Linked DNA regions of Homo sapiens: region 1 is linked to region 2. A link is a loop called in an ENCODE intact Hi-C map of the cell type or tissue named here. Cell type or tissue: mammary epithelial cell. All regions are shown on one strand. Region 1 overlaps TFAP2C (transcription factor AP-2 gamma). Region 2 has its middle 200 kb from the start of TFAP2C.

Region 1 (8,000 bases), 190 kb after region 2:
AAAACTGGCATTGAAGCAATGGTCTTATCCAATGGGGAAAATCCTACGGCTCCCAGTTCCCTTTGAAGCCAGGCCACACATGGCAAACTCTAAACACATCACTTCCTGGAGGAGATGCCAGGCTGCTTCAACTCGAGATCAAGTACCTGCCGTGTGCATCACAAACATCCAGCAAGTACATAACCCCTGCCAGACTCCTCTGCTCCTGGAGTAGCACAAAGACTCAATCTCTGGTTTCCCCTGCAGGCAGATGAAATGAAGAGGATGTCTTGGGTGGATGAGCACGATCTCATTTCCAAAGAGAACTTAGATGAATGGAAAACACTGGCATGCTGCACGTCCACTGCTTGCATTCGACTGAATGCCAAGTCCTCCTAAGAAACACCTGCCCAGCCTGGCGCGGTGGCTCACGCCTGTAATCCCAGCACTTTGGGAGGCCAAGTCGAGCAGATCACCTGAGGTCAGGAGTTCGAGACCAGCCTGGCCAACATGGTGAAACCCTGTCTCTACTTAAAATACAAAAATTAGCCAGGTGTGGTGGTACGCACCTGTAATCCCAGCTACTCAGGAGGCTGAGGCAGGAGAATCGCTTGAACCCGGGAGGTGGAGGTTGCAGTGAGCCGAGATTACACCATTGCACTCCAGCCTGGGGCCAAGAGCGAGACTTCATCTTAAAAAAAGAAAAAAAAAAAAAAGAGAGAAACATCTGCCCAAAGAACACCCATAATCATTTCACTTCCATTCTTGACCACTATACAGTATGCTGAGTACAGTATGCCAGTGTACCTGTCCTCAATACAGTAACCTTCCATGAGACATTGTTCCCAAAACATTGGCCCCTCTTAATGTCAATAAACTGTCCCTCAGACATTTCCCAACACCTCCAGGGTGGGGAGGATGATTCTATCCCTCTGCAGTTGAGAGACACTGATGACAGCATAAGGCCTGGGGTAGCTGAACAGTGTCGCTAGGGAGAAAAGGTGAAACTTCAGGTTCCTCCCCAACAGCACACAAAACTTGCCTGCTCAGGGCATTAACCAAGCCACAGTCAAGCCATAAATCAGCTCTGCCCTAATTCCATTCACCCAAAAGACTTTAAAACAAAAGCAAAAACAAAAACCTATAGCCAGACTTTCAGATTCTAACAAGAATACTTTTATTATACACGTATCATACACACAACAATTATTTGGGGAACATTTACAGGCAGAGAGTTCAATTCCAAATCTCCATTTCACCCACACACACTGTACTGCACACTCACCTTAGGGTTCAGCCCAACAGGAACGAGACAAAGTTATTGCTTTCTGAACAGAGAGTTTCAATTAAATAGAATCTTCCAAGCCAAGAACAGAGCCCAGCATCCTCTTAATTCTTAATACCCTGTATATATATGAATAAAACCTTATGATGTGTTATAGATTACCCCATCACCATTAAAAGTTAATATTAAAATTGGATCCCATGTCTCAAAAAAGTCGTAAGAAGTGCACCAGTATTTACAGACCCCATTAAATTACGCATAAATAAAATCTGTACACTCAACGCACTGTTTCTTAAAATACAGAACCTCCACGGGGACTTGGGGGTGACAAGCAGCAACAAATTGCTTCGTGCCTACCCTTTTCAAGTTTACTCGAAACATCTGAAATAAATATGCAAATAAAGCTTCAGTACCTTAAAGGAACATGTCATTTCAAAGAGTCTCCCATTTGAAGAGTTAACTTTCAAAGTTAAAAAAAAAAAAAAAAAAAAAGGAGAAAAAAATCAATCAGCAGGCTTCGTTTCTACAAGTTTCCTAAAACCAGAAGGCCCCCGTTTGAACACGGGGTTTAGAGTGTGTCAGATACCACTTATTAACTAGTTGCTAAGCAGATAGAACCTTTGCCTCCTACCAGAGGACTTGATCTCTGAAGAAGCTAGATACACACTTTTCTTTTTTTCAAGGTAAATATTTAGCGGACACAAAAACCAACCATTACCTTAACACTGAAAAAAAAGGTATTGTTGATCTGTTGATCTAGGGCACATCAATTTGACATTTCAATGGCTAAGTGTGTGGGTCTGTTGGCCCAGGGAATGTATTTAAAAGATTCTAAAACTTATAGCACCACTTTCAGAGAAGGAAAGAATGGGGTTCAAAAAAAAAAAGCTTAATGAATAAAGAGCCAGTACTTGTCACCTTCTGATAATAGGTCCAAAGTTAGGAGATAGCTCAGCGCTAGAGAAACAACTAAGAAGTCCAGGGGCGGGTGATGCAGAACCAGTGAAGGCTCTTTAAATAGTAAGGTAGGTAACAAACTCTTCCCCCAGGCCAGGAGGGGTTCCCAGTCTGTGCGGTGGAGAAGGATTTTTGCAGTCCTGTTCCTTCCCTACTCTCCTAACCTTTCTTCGTTCCAATTTTATTTCCTGTGTTTCTCCATTTTCTCCAGGGTTTTGTTAGAATCAGCTGGACTCTGGTCTCCAGGGTTCATGTAGGATTTGTCTATGACAATCAGGGCTTCTTTGATGTAGTTCTGCAGGGCAGACACCGCGGCACAGATGGCCTGGCTGCCAAACCCGTGGGTAATCAGGCTGAAATGAGACAAGCAGTTCTGTATGTTCGTCTCCAAGACTGGGGCGAGCCTGCTGGTCCCATGGGGTGTCCGGTCTTGGCTGAGAAGTTCTGTGAATTCTTTACACAGTTGCCTGTGAAGACAGTCAGTTGACTCGATGAGTTCCATCTAGCTCCTTACAGGTCAAGAGCACAGAACCAACTACACTGAGGCTGGCGCCCGGGAGGCAAGCACAACTGCTTCAACCCGAGGAAGGAGAATTTAATACTAATAGCCAACTGCTGCGCTTAGCAACTATTCTGCGCCAGGCTCTGAGTTAAGCTGTTTTAAAGCACTATCTTATTTAATCCTCACTGCAATTAGAAAAGACAACAGGATTAACTTAACCCCAGCTAACTGGCCAAGGTCACCAGGACTGGTAAAAGTAATGGGGCCTGGATTCCAACCCATGAGCTTAAGGGACAGTTTACCTTGGTACAAGTTGGTTCCAATAAACAAATTCCGTGAGGAACCGGGAGAAGGAAGCATCCCCCTGAAATTCTGACTCCTGACACAGCCTGGTTCACTGCGCTCTCTTTTACCCCATTTCCTGGCTCGACTAGTTCTGCTTCATTTACCATCATTTTCAAATCAACTTACTGTTGGTTTCTATGAGAAAACCCACAGCTGCATTAAGTCGTTTTGGAGACAGTTAATTTGCCCACAAATCCACCCTGATCTTTACATTTGAAAGACAAAAGTCTTGCTATCAGGAGGTAGAAGGCACACAATCTCTCTTTACTGGTTGTGACAAAACAAATCGGGTTTTCAACACATTTTTGTAAGATATGCTAACACAATAATGAAAGGGCAGCTCAACTACTTTGGGTTGAATAACTAAGCAGCTCAAAAATACTCATGGCTGAGTCATGCACTCTTCTAAATCATACAAAAAGTTAATGTATTTGACTTTGTAAAAGAAGCTCCCTTGCCATTTTCTTTTGCTCCACCCTAATTTATTTCAAGAATATTTCTTTGTTGAGCCATCGGGACTGTGGAGGGGGAATCTTCTCAACCTCAAGGTCTAGAGCATTGAGTCATCATCAAATTCAAGTTCAGATACTTACTGGGCCGCCAATAGCATGTTCTTCCTAGCTGCCATCTCATTTCGTCCTCCAAGATGAGGTCTGGTTAAATATTCTGCCACTGGTTTACTAGGAAATTCGGCTTCACAGACATAGGCAAAGTCCCTAGCCAAATGAACAGCTTCACCTAGAATAATCAGCAACAGCTTTTAGGATGGCTGTGGTCACTGAGGCCAAACTGCCCTTTTCCTCTCTCTTTTTTTTTTTTTTTGACACGGAGTCTCGCTCTGTTGCCCAGGCTGGAGTGCAGTGGCCCGATCTCTGCTCACTGCAACCTCCACCTCCGGAATTCAAGCAATTCTCGTGCCTCAGCCCCTGAATAGCTGGGATTACAGACATGCACCACCATACCCAGCTAATTTTTGTATTTTTAGTAGATACAGGGTTTTGCCACATTGGCCAGCTGGTCTTGAGCTCCTGGTCTCAACCAATGGCTCATGCCAGGGATTATAGACATGAGCCACAGCACCCAGCCCCCATTTTCTCTCTTTCTAGTAGTATTCATTGTCTACCAGTCATACGTTGCATGCAAGAACGAAATCATATACAGGGCAGACAACTCAGCTGGTAGGTAGAACTTTCTAGGGATTCTCAGTAGGTCCTCCACCCCAGGAATAGAGGGTGGAGATCACACAATGTGAGCAGAAAAGACCCTGAAACTTCTAACTGCACAATCAAGTCAGCCCTCTGTATCCGTGGGTTCAGAATCTGTATTCATCCAAACTCAGATTGAAAAGATTCGGGGGGGAAATAATGAATGGTTGTGTCTGTACTGAACACACACAGACTTTTGCCATTATTCCCTGAGCAATACAATGTAACAACTATTTACATAGCATTTACATAGTATTAGGTATTATAAGTAAGTGATGCAGAGATGATTTAAACTATACGGAAGGATGTGTGTAGGTTATATACAAATATAACATTTTGAACATCCTCAGGTTTTGGTATGGGACCTGGAACCAGTGCCCCATGGATACTGAGATGAGTAAACTTGAAAAATGTTTACCAGTCCTCTGCTCAACAGATAATCAAACATACCCATGTTTTCTCTTTATATTAAGTAGTATCATTTTGGGGAAGTAGGAAAATTTAAGGGCTATAAACATGTTTGACAAAAGCAAACTAGTCACTTCTCTATAAAATGGTGACATCTGACAGCTTACTTTTTTTTTAATAGTGCCTTTTTACTGAAGGGGCAGATCTCTAGAATGTTTCTTTTAAAAAAGATGGGAGGGATGTTTCTCCTAAAAACCAACTTGGAGCACCCTTTTCCCTGTCCAAGTCAGTGGAAGAGCTAAGGGAGGCAACCAAGAGAGTTTCTCCCACCCAAGAGGTACCTTCCCTGGCTCCAGGGTGCAGGACTGGTGAGCTTTGCAAAAACCCAGATGGTGGAGGGGCCCCCTGGGTTGACTGAAGCAGCCTTGGAGAGCCATTGTTCTGGAGCACACTTTCTTATTCAATCACCCTGCCTGGCTAGCAAGAAACCCCAGCAGAACCGCCGATTCTACAGGCAGGACAGCTGTTCTCAGACAGGCAGCTCCTTTCTCCTTGCCCTGACCTCCAAAGGCACTCGTAAAAGGTAAAGCAGGGACTCTGCCAAGTCTCTTTGAGCACCACGTCACGCCATCAGAGCAAGGAAAGAAAGTCTTCAAAAGAGGGTACTGCCACGGGGAGCCCGTTTCTCCTTGGCTTCCCCTGCCCATAGTGAGAGCCCTAAGCCTCTCTCAGCGTCCAACTCTTCCCGGGAGCAGTAACAACATGCTTTGTTTTGTTTTTAAAAAATTATTTTACTTTCCCTTCAGCTCCTTTTAAAGGTTGTGTTGCATTCTTGGCTACTGTCCAGGTTGGGGTAAAGGGGCCCCCCATTCAAGAAACTGAAATGCTATGTCCTACTATCTTAGCACTGGCAAGAGGAACTTGTGCGTGGGCCAGGGGTTCGATTAGTTTTTTTCTTTGGATGGGAGGGAAGAATAGAATTGTGAATCGGGCCAGTCGTATTGTATACAAGAGGTTCTCTTCACTGACCACAATCCCCAGCTACAAAATAACCCACAGCTACAAAAAACAGAAGCAGTACTTCTGCTCACCAGTAAGTAACCAGCTTTTACTCAAGGTGTACCAAATGATCAGCTGTTATCTTCCAAAAAAACTGGTTCATTTAACAGGAAATGCCGACACCCCTAGAGTGTGATTTCTTAGGTTAGGAAAACCAGTTTCTTTCCAACATTGATTCTCTGGGGGAATACAGAAGAGCCTACCTGAGCAACCAGATACTTAAATGTTAACTTATTCGATAAAATTAACTGTGATTCATTCCAATAAACTTAGAGAACAATTCCAATTGCTTTCATCTCTACTTGCAACCAAGTTTTAAGAGTTGTTTTCCAGTTTTTCTGCAATAAGTATTAAAGACACAGGCACAAATTAAAAACATCACGAACCAAAAACAAAACCCCACTGACCTTCTACTAAGGATGTCAGGAGAGTCACATGAGCGGCTTTCCGCCTCCCGGCCGGAAGATTCAACCCAATCTTGTCCAACTTCTCCCGCAAGGACCGGCCTCCATTTTTCGATTTGGCTCTAAGAAAAAGAAAAATTGACTCTGGCTACTCTCAAAAACAAAAACACATACACACGCACACTTTAAAAATTCTAAACTCCTAAAGTGCTGCTGTCAAAGCTGAAACCCATCAAAGACTATCTACATCACGTGAACCATAATGAAAAGTGATAGCAGGGTCCTCTTTCAATTAGTCCCCGTAAGATACAAAATCAATCTTTCCTAGCATCCAACTCTGCATCACCGAATATTTCAAATTGTATGGGAGCAGACAAATTTTCACTTGTGAAACTACAACGGCCCCACAAAAACTCCCTGGGGAACAAACCCAGGGTGCTCCCCCCACCTCCCCTCAATACAGATGCTATCACTTCATACATGGGATCAAATTCTAACCAAGTGAGAATTTGTGAGCGTCGTTTTAGCACTTCCTCCCACATTTGGCACTTTCTAAAGGAGAAGAAATGTACTAAAACTCTAACCCGATTAGAATTCAGTGTTAGGCATAAAGTCACATAAATGTTAAAAATACCTCCTGGGCCTCTGATACACTCACCTTCAACTACCCAACCACTATGCCTAGAATTGTGCCCCAAGTACCTTCTGAGAACACCTCCCAGTAACGAGGCATTTAAGCATTCAGGTGGGGACAGTCGCCTCTGTACTTCAGCCACTGTCACTTTGTATTTAGACGTAGAGCTGAGGAGCGACAATCTTCCAGGGACTGAGCAGAAGACCTCAGTGGGGTTCATTACGGCCCCCACCAGCTCCTTCTGACAGGGGAGGTTCAGAGGGTTCTTGGTCATGGAAATGGGACCTGTGAATGAAGGTCAGAGCTGGCAGTCACAAGAGCTCTCTCTGAGCAAAAGAGACCTTTTCAAAACCAATAACCAAAGCTGAAAGTGATCTTTAGACAAGCATCATTGCACACCCCACGATCAACTGCAGGCTGACTTTATTTAAAAAAAAAAAATAATAAGAGTCTCACTCTGTGGCCCAGGCTGGAGTGCAGTGGTGTGATCTCTGCTCACTGCAGCCTCAGCTTGCGGGCTCAAGTAATTCTCCAGCAGGTGCCCACCACTACATCCAGCTAATTTTTTGTATTTTTAGTAGAGATGGAGTTTCACCATGTTAGCCAGGCTGGTCTCAAACTCCTGACCTCAAGTGATCTGCCCACCTTGGCCTCCCAAAGTGCTGGGATTAGAGGTGTCAGCCACTGCACCTGGCCATGGCTGACTTTTTAAAAAAGCCCCCTACTTCAGAGACAAATCTAATCTGAAATTCACAAGTTAACACCTTGGGAAGTTAATTAGTGAAGATCCAAAGCTTGGAGGGTTTCTTTTTTTTTTTTTCCTAGCAGCTGCTGAAAACTATTTAATTAGAACATTTGTTTTCAGAAGACTGCTTCAATACTAAATAAACGGTGAGTTTTTTCCCCTCAAGAACAACCAAAATCATAGGACACATTAAGATTCTTTCCAAAATTTTTCAGTGCAGTTGATCACAGTAAATTTAATCATCCAAACTAATACGTTCTAAGTTTACTGAAAATTTGTAGTCTTTTCTGAGTTTTTCTTTAAAATCCATTTTTCCTCCATCCTCAATCCATTTAAGCAGTTCAAGTAACAGGCCAAAACTACCTTCAATTTAGGCCTACTCTATTTCCCAAAACAGTCAAAATGGTAATCCTGGTAATCCTGTCAGTTAAGTAACTTAATTTCATAAACCACTCACTCACCAAGTAATCCAATTTT
Region 2 (8,000 bases):
AGGAACAAAAGAATGGCTACTCCATAGACAGAGCATCCCAAGGGCTGCTGGTTGCCCATTTTTAATGGTTATTTCTTGATGATATGTTAAACAAGGTGGGGGGAATTATTCATGCCTTTCCATTTTAGACCATATAGGGTAGCATCCTGATGCTGCCATGGCATTTGTAAACTGTCATGGTGCTGGTGGGAGTGTAGCAGTGAGGACGACCTGAAGTGTCTCTCATCGTCATCCTGTTTTGGTGGGGTTTGGCTGACTTCTTTACTGCGGACTGTTTTATCAGCAAGATCTTTTTGACCTGTATTTTGTGCTGACCTCCTATCTCATCCTGTGACTTAGAATCCTTAACCATCTGGGAATGCAGCCCAGTAGGTCTCAGCCTCTTTTTACCTGCTCCTATTCAAGATGGGGTTGCTGTGGTTGAAACGCCTCTGACAATAAGCGTGCACCCCATGGGCAGATGTGAGGATTCAGTAAAACACTGCCACATCCAGCAGCAGTGTTGGGGCTGGAACGCAGCTTGGACAGGGCAACAGGCACACACAGTGGACTTTGGAGGAAAAAAATGTCCGTTGCATCCCCCGCCTTTTTGTTTTTTCAGATGGAGTTTCACTCTTGTCGCTCAGACTGGAGTGCGGTGTCATGATCTTGGCTCACTGCAACCTCCACCTCCCGACTTCAAGCGATTCTCCTGCCTCAGCCTCCCAAGTAGCTGGGATCACAGCCGTGCTCCACCACGCCCAGCTAATTTTGTATCTTTAGTAGAGATGGGGTTTTGCCATGTTGGTCAGGCTGGTCTCGAACTCCTCACGTCATAATCTGCCCACCTTGGCCTCCCAAAGTGCTGGGATTACAGGTGTGGGCCATGGCACCCGGCACCCCCCTTTCCCTTTTCAGGCTTCTCAGCTAAAGCTCTTTCCTCCTAGCACCCTGTCTCCCCACACAAAGGAGGAGACTCCCCTCTACCTCTTCTGCTCAGTCTGTGGACACAGATGTGTCTTTCCGTAGATCAAACACACGTTCCCTCTGCATCTTCATTACAATTGCTATAGAAGAAGCAGTCAGATACCTTTAAGTACTCTAACAGGAATGTTTAGAAGATTATTTTCTAACACATTTTAATATGTCTATGGTATTCTATCGACCAGGTAATTTTAAGAACAAAACAAAGTATTTTGCTGGAAATGCAGCACCCAGGAATGAGAGAGGTTTTTTAATCTGAAGGCGTTTTCATTCGAATGGGAACAATAAGTGCCTCTTTGGAAACTGTTCTCCATCCCAGCGCTCAGCTCTCTTCTAATTAGCACCGAATAACAAAAGTATAACAGTAGCACCTCTCCTCCCAACTTTTCTAACAGCCTGTCAGAGACAGGACAGTGTGAAAAACAGCTCGATTTATGAGCGACTTTGTCATTTTTTTCTGTTTAAAATAAAATGTGCCCACCCTGGGGGAAAGAAAAAAGTCCCTGAGGATTTAACTGCAGACAAATGAGCCCGGGGTGGAAACCGGAAGGTGTGGGGGTGGGGAGGGAGGTGTCAGGCAAGGGGCGGGGGGCGGGTCACCTCTTGGATGTGCTGAGAAAATTCTCACTGGCTGTGTGACCTTGGACGGGTACCTTCCTTCGTGGAGGAAGCTTCCTCCTCTGGAGCGAAAGGAGGATGGATGCAGGGATGTGTGGAGAAATGGAAACCTATCACGCCTCTCTGTGGCAGGCATGATAGGACAGTTCTAAGCGTGTTACCTGCTTTGCTCCAGTTAACGCTCATTCCGCCCTATGAGGGAGGCCCTGGTGTGTTCCCCGCCTTAATCACAATGTCAACAGCAGACCTGAGGCTCCGACCCTGCCCTGTAATCCTGCCGCCGATGCTGCTGAGACAGGAGGTCACTTCAGCAGTGGCAGATGCCCTGAGGAGGCTGAGAGATGCAGCCCCACACTGAGCTTTCTGTTGCTTTGGGTTCTTCAGAAACTAACATCATCTTAAATATTATTCATTCATTCAACACTCATGTACTAAGGTCTTATTTGATGCCTTATTTGCATTGAGTAGAAACCTGGGGGTTCAAAACAGGTAAGACAAGGTGCCTGCCCTCCAGGGACGGAAGCCAGATGTGTAAATAACTCATTCATTCGACAAATATTTATTGAGCATCTACTATGTGCTCAATCTAGGGGCTGAGGACATGGCAGTGAGTGAGGATTAAGATCCTGTCTCTATGGCGCTCACACGGTGGCAGGGTTAGCAAGTGGGCAGGTCACTGTGGATGGTGATAGTAGCCCCAAGTGAAATAAAGCATGGGAGCATGATAGGAAGGGCAGCTGCTGGGACGATGAGGGAGGGCCTCCTGGAAGAGGTGGCATGGGAATGTGGATCTGAATAGCAAGGAACGAGCCACAAGCAGAACTTGGAGAGGGTGTTCCAGAAAGGGTAAACGCCCTGAGGTGGGAGCTGGGTTTGGGGGTACCCAGCTTGGAATTAGTCACCGTGCAAAGGTGGCTGGATGCAGAAAAGGGGGAATCACTGCAGTGATCGTTCATGAAGAGCTTCTCAAGGAGGAGGGTCTTGCTTGTTTTTTTTTGCATCCCATAATGCCCTTTGTCAATTTGCCCATGCGTCTTTCCTTCTGTATAGCCGCCCATCCACCCCTTTATTTAGTCGTTCTGATTCCAGCTCCCCAGGCGTCTGGTTTACCCACGAGGAAACCAATGTGAGGGAAGATGTGGCCTCTGAACCTGAAGACATTGTAGTTCCATTGAAGAAATAACAGCAGCAGAATGTTACAATCCTACTCAACGTTTACTGAACACTTAGAGTGGGCAAGGCGTGGGGAAACCATCTCACACGTGAATCAGCTGGGCTGCTTGTGCCTTGTGTGGCATAGACCCCCAACTCCAACCGATTTGGGTAAAGAGAGAATGCATTGGTTTAGGCACAGAAAAGTCCAGAGGAGGAGATGGCTTTGGGTACAGCTCCATCAAAAATCAACCCTGTCTCAGCTGTGCTTGGCTGGGTGGCAGCCGCTCTGATCTTACAGCTTCCAGGCTCAGTTGCGGGGATCAGGACAGGAGCCTCTCTCTTAAAGTCCCAGCAAAAGCCACATTGTCTCTCATTGGCTCTGCTCAGGTCACATGGCCTCCCTCAGCCAATCCCTGTCTCTAGAGAAATATGATTCTCTGATTGGTCAAGAGCCAAGGGTGCGGCCCCCACCCACCTCCCACACTGGAGTCCAAATGGGAAGGAGCGAGCGACCCCCCGAGAGGCTCGGGCTTGGACAGGGCAGGGACTGACGGACTCGGGCATTCACCTGCACAGTGGCAGCTCACTCTCATTGGATCCTTTTATTGATGAAAGGGGACAGACATCATGATCCCATTTTACACTGAAGAAAGAAAGCTTGAGGAATTTAAACGGCCAAGAATGGGGTGGACCAGAAACTAGACTTGTTGTTTCTCCTAAGTCAGTGGCTCTCCTATGTCTTTTGCAGTAGAATTGCCACATTTAGCAAATAACAATACAGGGTGACCAGTTGAATTTGAATTTCACATAAACACCAAATCCTGTCTTACTATAAGTGTGCTCCAAAGTATGTAAGATACAAGACAGAAGAAAAGTATTTGTTGTTTATCTGAAATTCAAATGTAACTGAGCATCTGTATTTCGTCATTCAACTCTACTCGCGGGGGATATTCAGCAATATCTGGAAACGTTTTCTATTGTCCCAAGTTGGGGAGGGGAGGGTGCCCCTGGCATTGAGGACGTTGCTACACATCCTGCTCTGCACAGGGCGGCCCCCGCAGCAGAGAATTCTCCTGCTCCAGTTGTCACTGTTGCCCGTAAGTGCTACGATCACCATGTATAGCTCTAGCATGGAAGACAGAAAGGCAACGGGCAAAGCAGCCCCACGCCGGTGGCCTTGCGTTTGCTGTGTGCATGCAACAATTCATGAGGCGCTGAGCAAACCCCCGCCGCATCATGAATGGGGCCTTCAGTTGAATTATTTGGGTTTCAATTTGGAAACGCTCAAAGGAAGCTAACGAGAATCTTTGAACTGGGCTTAGGCATCCACACCCAGGCAGGCTGAGATAAATCGGATCTGCTGATACTCACTGGAGAAAGGAGAACATTCAAAGGGAATTTTAAAAGTTGTGCCTTTCTATTTGTTGTCGACATCTCCAAGAGACGGCTCTGAAATGAATCACCCTCTGCTGAGGAACGTGCCCCGACCTCTCCCTCCTGGGCTCATCACAAGCCCCTGTGTCAGCACCAGGCAGTGGATATGCTCAGCCTTGTCCCAGGCCGGGCGGGCGGGGGCAGGCGGCAGGTGAGGAGGATGAGGATGGTCGGGCCCTCCCTTCCAGACGAACCCACCTGGCCAGCTTTGCTTTGGGGAAGAACAAGGGAGCCGATCTTTTAGGCTGGGCTGGTGAGTATCACTCTCTCAAGGGCTGGAGAACTATTTATCATGTCTTCCATCAGACTTACTAATTTTGCCTGGTGTTTCACAATGCACAAAAGCCTCGTGTTGTAACTGGGGCTGTGACACAAGGTTTCAAACCCACAGAGCCATCCCTGATTTGCTAAGCAAACTTTTATGAGTTTGGATTCTGTTTTGTTTTGTGCTGGTTAGGTTGTATCTGGGGAGAGAGGGGATGGAGGGACATACTGGTTTTGTGTGCACATGTTGCATAGATGTAGCTTTCGTCTTTGAAGTTTAAGACCAGTTGTAAATTCCTTGAAGTTCGTCCTATTTCCTTTTATATGAGCGTGTTAACAAGCTTTGGAAAACTGACAGAGCTTACAGGAAAGCATAGCTGGGTTGCTCCCTGAGCCGGGGCTTTAATTCAAACCAGAACCGGGGCCGGAGCACTGTGGCCCGGCTGGTGTTTACAAATGCAGCAGGAAGAGCCCGCTGCACAGTGATGAAGCCATCAACCTCAGATGCTTTCTGTAGACAAAGCCCCAGTTGGGATTAATTAAGAAAGGAAATGCCGCAATACTCCAAATCACTTCTCTAGTGGAAATCTTTGCACCAGATGAAACTCAACAATAAAAATGGAAGAAGAAAAAAGCAAAAAAATGAAAACACCTCCCAGAAATGTGTTGAACGGACACTTAGGTTTTTGTCAGTGAGGGCAGCCGAGGAAATCAGCTTCCAGTTCCTTGCACTGGAATCATGTGACATTTTCTACATACCCAGGAAGGAGAAGGCACCGGATAGGAGGCAAAGCTCTCCACTCCCAATTGGAAGCAGACCTTCTCATCCAAGAATACACTCTGAGCTCCCTCATCAAAAGCACTTTGGTGGGAGAGAATCAAGGTGCAGAATCTCCGTGCCATATGACAAGTCTAAAGGAAGGGCATTCTCAGCTGAAGACCATGTGACCAGCTGACATGTCAGGGGGGATTTAAGAAAAAACGTGGTCCCACTCATGGTTTGTCTTGGGTGCACGGTGAGTCTGACGGTATCTGGGGACAGATACATATGAAAGTGAAATACTTGGCATAAGCTGTGGAAATTAAAGGTAAAATTTTTTATTTTTATTTTTTAGAAATGGGATCTTGCTCTGTTGCCCAGGCTGGTGTGCAGTGGTGCGATCACAGCTCTCTGCAGCCTTGACCTCCTGGGCTCAAGTGACCTCCTGCCTCAGCCTCTCGAGTAGCTAGGACTACAAGTGTGAGCCGCTGCACCCAGCCTAGGTCAAAATTTAAGGGAGGCATGAAACATGGATCCCACAAGATTTGCCTGACTCCACTTGACAGTCGGTCTGCTCCAATCCGCTGTCTCTTGGACACTTGCTCTTCTCTCCAGAGGCCATCTGGGTTGGAGGAGAGAAAGGCCCCCTGCCTTCCTGAGAATGGTCCATGCACCCCACCTAGCCCCGCTCTGCCACAAAGTGCCATTGTGCTGCTCTTTGTCCCCCAGCTGTGAATTACATTCAGTGTACCTCCCACACATCAGTGAGGGCCTCGGGGCAACCTGGTTGATTTTTATTTTGATGAGATTTCAGGAAAAATAAATAAGTAAAATGTAAATCCTGTTGGCGAACATATACTTTCCATACAGCCCATCTTAGCCAAGCACATGCTGAGTCTCATGAACCCTTGGACATTTTGATTGTTACTAAAATTCCATGTGCACCTGGTTATAGGGCCAAAATATTCCACCAGAAATATAAACAATGGCAGAGGAGAGTCAAGCTCATTGGAACCATCTTGTTGAACAGGGACCTCATCTGGGAGAAAGCTGTGGGACTGGAAGTATCTGTGTGACAATGTGTGTCTCTAGCAGAGGAGGACTTCATGTTCAGGCGAGCAGTTCCCTTTGTAATGGCTTCTACCCTGAGGATCAGGAGCGAGTGGTTCAAGGCTTGGGCCCCCGAGTTGGACAGCTCTGAATGGAGCCCAGACCTTCCCTTACTGGCTGGGTAACAAGTAACTTTCCCTGGGTCTCTCATGTAAAAAAGTAGTGGTGACAAAATTTACCTTGAACATCATTTTGAGGACTAAGGGAGGGCGTGTGTGGGCCCCTCTCTGGGTTGGCCACGGAGGGAGTGTTTGGTAAATGGCAGCCACTCCAAAGCAAGCCATTGGATGGCTGCATAGTGACAGCATCCACAGATGCTGGTCAAATGAGACTTTCTAAGGCTGGGCACAGTGGCTCATGCCTGTAATCCCAGCACTTTGGGAGACTGAGGTGGGTGGATCGCTTGAAGCCAGAAGTTCGAAACCAGCCTGGCCAACATGGTAAAACCCCGTCTCTACTAAAAATACAAAAATTAGCTGGGCGTGGTGGTGCACGCCTGTAGTCCCAGCTACTCAGGAGGCTGAGGCAGAAGAATCATTGATCCCCAGAGGCAGAGGCTGCAGTGAGCTGAGACCATGCCACTGCACTCCAGCCTGGGCAACAAAGTGAGACTCTGTCTCAAAACAAAAACAAACAAACAAGGAAAAAAAAAACAAAACAAAAAAACAAAATCAGACTTTCTAGAAATAATGCCATTTTTATGTGCCCAGAAACCTGAGAGTATTCTAGTTCTTCCATGCTGTTGCCTCTGAATTATGAATCAAGGGAGATGAATATGGTACCTATTTAGGCAAAATGATTCTGAAGCAGACAACTGGACTTCCTCTACCTTCCCCCAGCACATCATGGGGTTGCTTTTTCACCACGTGTGTCTATGTGTTTGAAATATAGTTATTGAAAATAGATATTGTAAAAGCCTTGCACATGCATAGAAAAAACTCAACATTGACTAGTAGTGTAGAAGATCCCCTCCCAATACTTATTTCCCCTCCCAGGTCTTGTTTTCACTGCAAACACCCAAGGTAACTCTTATGATGCAAAGGGCATCTTTTCAGACCCTGTCTGTACTTAAAGAAACACACACACAACTTTGTTTTACAAAAGTGAGATCACTGTTTTCATTCAATCATACATCTTGAACAACCCTCACATCCATCCGTAGACTCTACCTCATTTGAAAAATAGATTGTAATTCTAATTTTTTTATTTATACACATATTTTTAAAGAGTTGGGGTCTTCCTCTGTCTCCCAGGCTGGAGTGCAGTGGTGCAATCACAGCTCACTGCAGCCTCGACCTCCCTGCCTCAGGCAATCCTCCCACCTCAGCCTCCCAAGTAGCTGGGACTACAGGTGTGCCCCACCATACTAGGCTAATTATTTTTTAATTTTACTTTTTGTGGAGACAGGGTCTTGTTATGTTGCTCAGGCTGGTCTCAGATTCCTGGCCTCAAGCAGTCCTCCTGCCTCAGCCTCCCGAAGTGCTGGAATTACAGGCGCCTGGCTAAATTATAATTTTTAGATCAGTTTTGGATTTACAGAAAAATTACAAAGATAGTACCGGGAGTTCCCATGTACTCCACACTCAATGTCTCCTATTATTAACAACTTCCATCAGTATGGCACGTTTACTATAACTAATGAACCAATATTGATATATCATTATTCACTAAAGCTGTACCTTATTCAGATTTCCCT

What was found. Hi-C counts contacts between places; a loop is a spot of excess contacts. Peaks named below come from ENCODE experiments on the same cell type or tissue, not always from the same donor. Only the 100,000 strongest peaks of a DNase experiment are listed, where the experiment ranks them.
Region 1: it touches region 2 in a loop (7-fold over the local background); 3 of 110 quality-filtered maps call a loop at or near these places.

What each region holds. Positions count from the first base shown.
Region 1 is chr20:56,632,416-56,640,415 of GRCh38, reverse strand. It overlaps TFAP2C (transcription factor AP-2 gamma), which reads right to left. Exons shown (of 7, transcript NM_003222.4): 4 at 6,847-7,063; 5 at 6,148-6,266; 6 at 3,662-3,806; 7 at 1,133-2,688. The coding sequence ends at 2,403. Among named protein-coding and RNA genes, the nearest start is that of TFAP2C, 7.1 kb to the right of the region's middle. RefSeq lists an enhancer at 2,858-3,618. In mammary epithelial cell, no CTCF peak of the experiment used is centred here; a DNase peak (open chromatin) is centred at 3,565; H3K4me3 peaks cover 2,231 bases; H3K27ac peaks cover 5,505 bases.
Region 2 is chr20:56,823,723-56,831,722 of GRCh38, reverse strand. No RefSeq gene overlaps it. Among named protein-coding and RNA genes, the nearest start is that of TFAP2C, 200 kb to the right of the region's middle. In mammary epithelial cell, no CTCF peak of the experiment used is centred here; DNase peaks (open chromatin) are centred at 4,222 and 4,492; H3K4me3 peaks cover 925 bases; H3K27ac peaks cover 2,196 bases.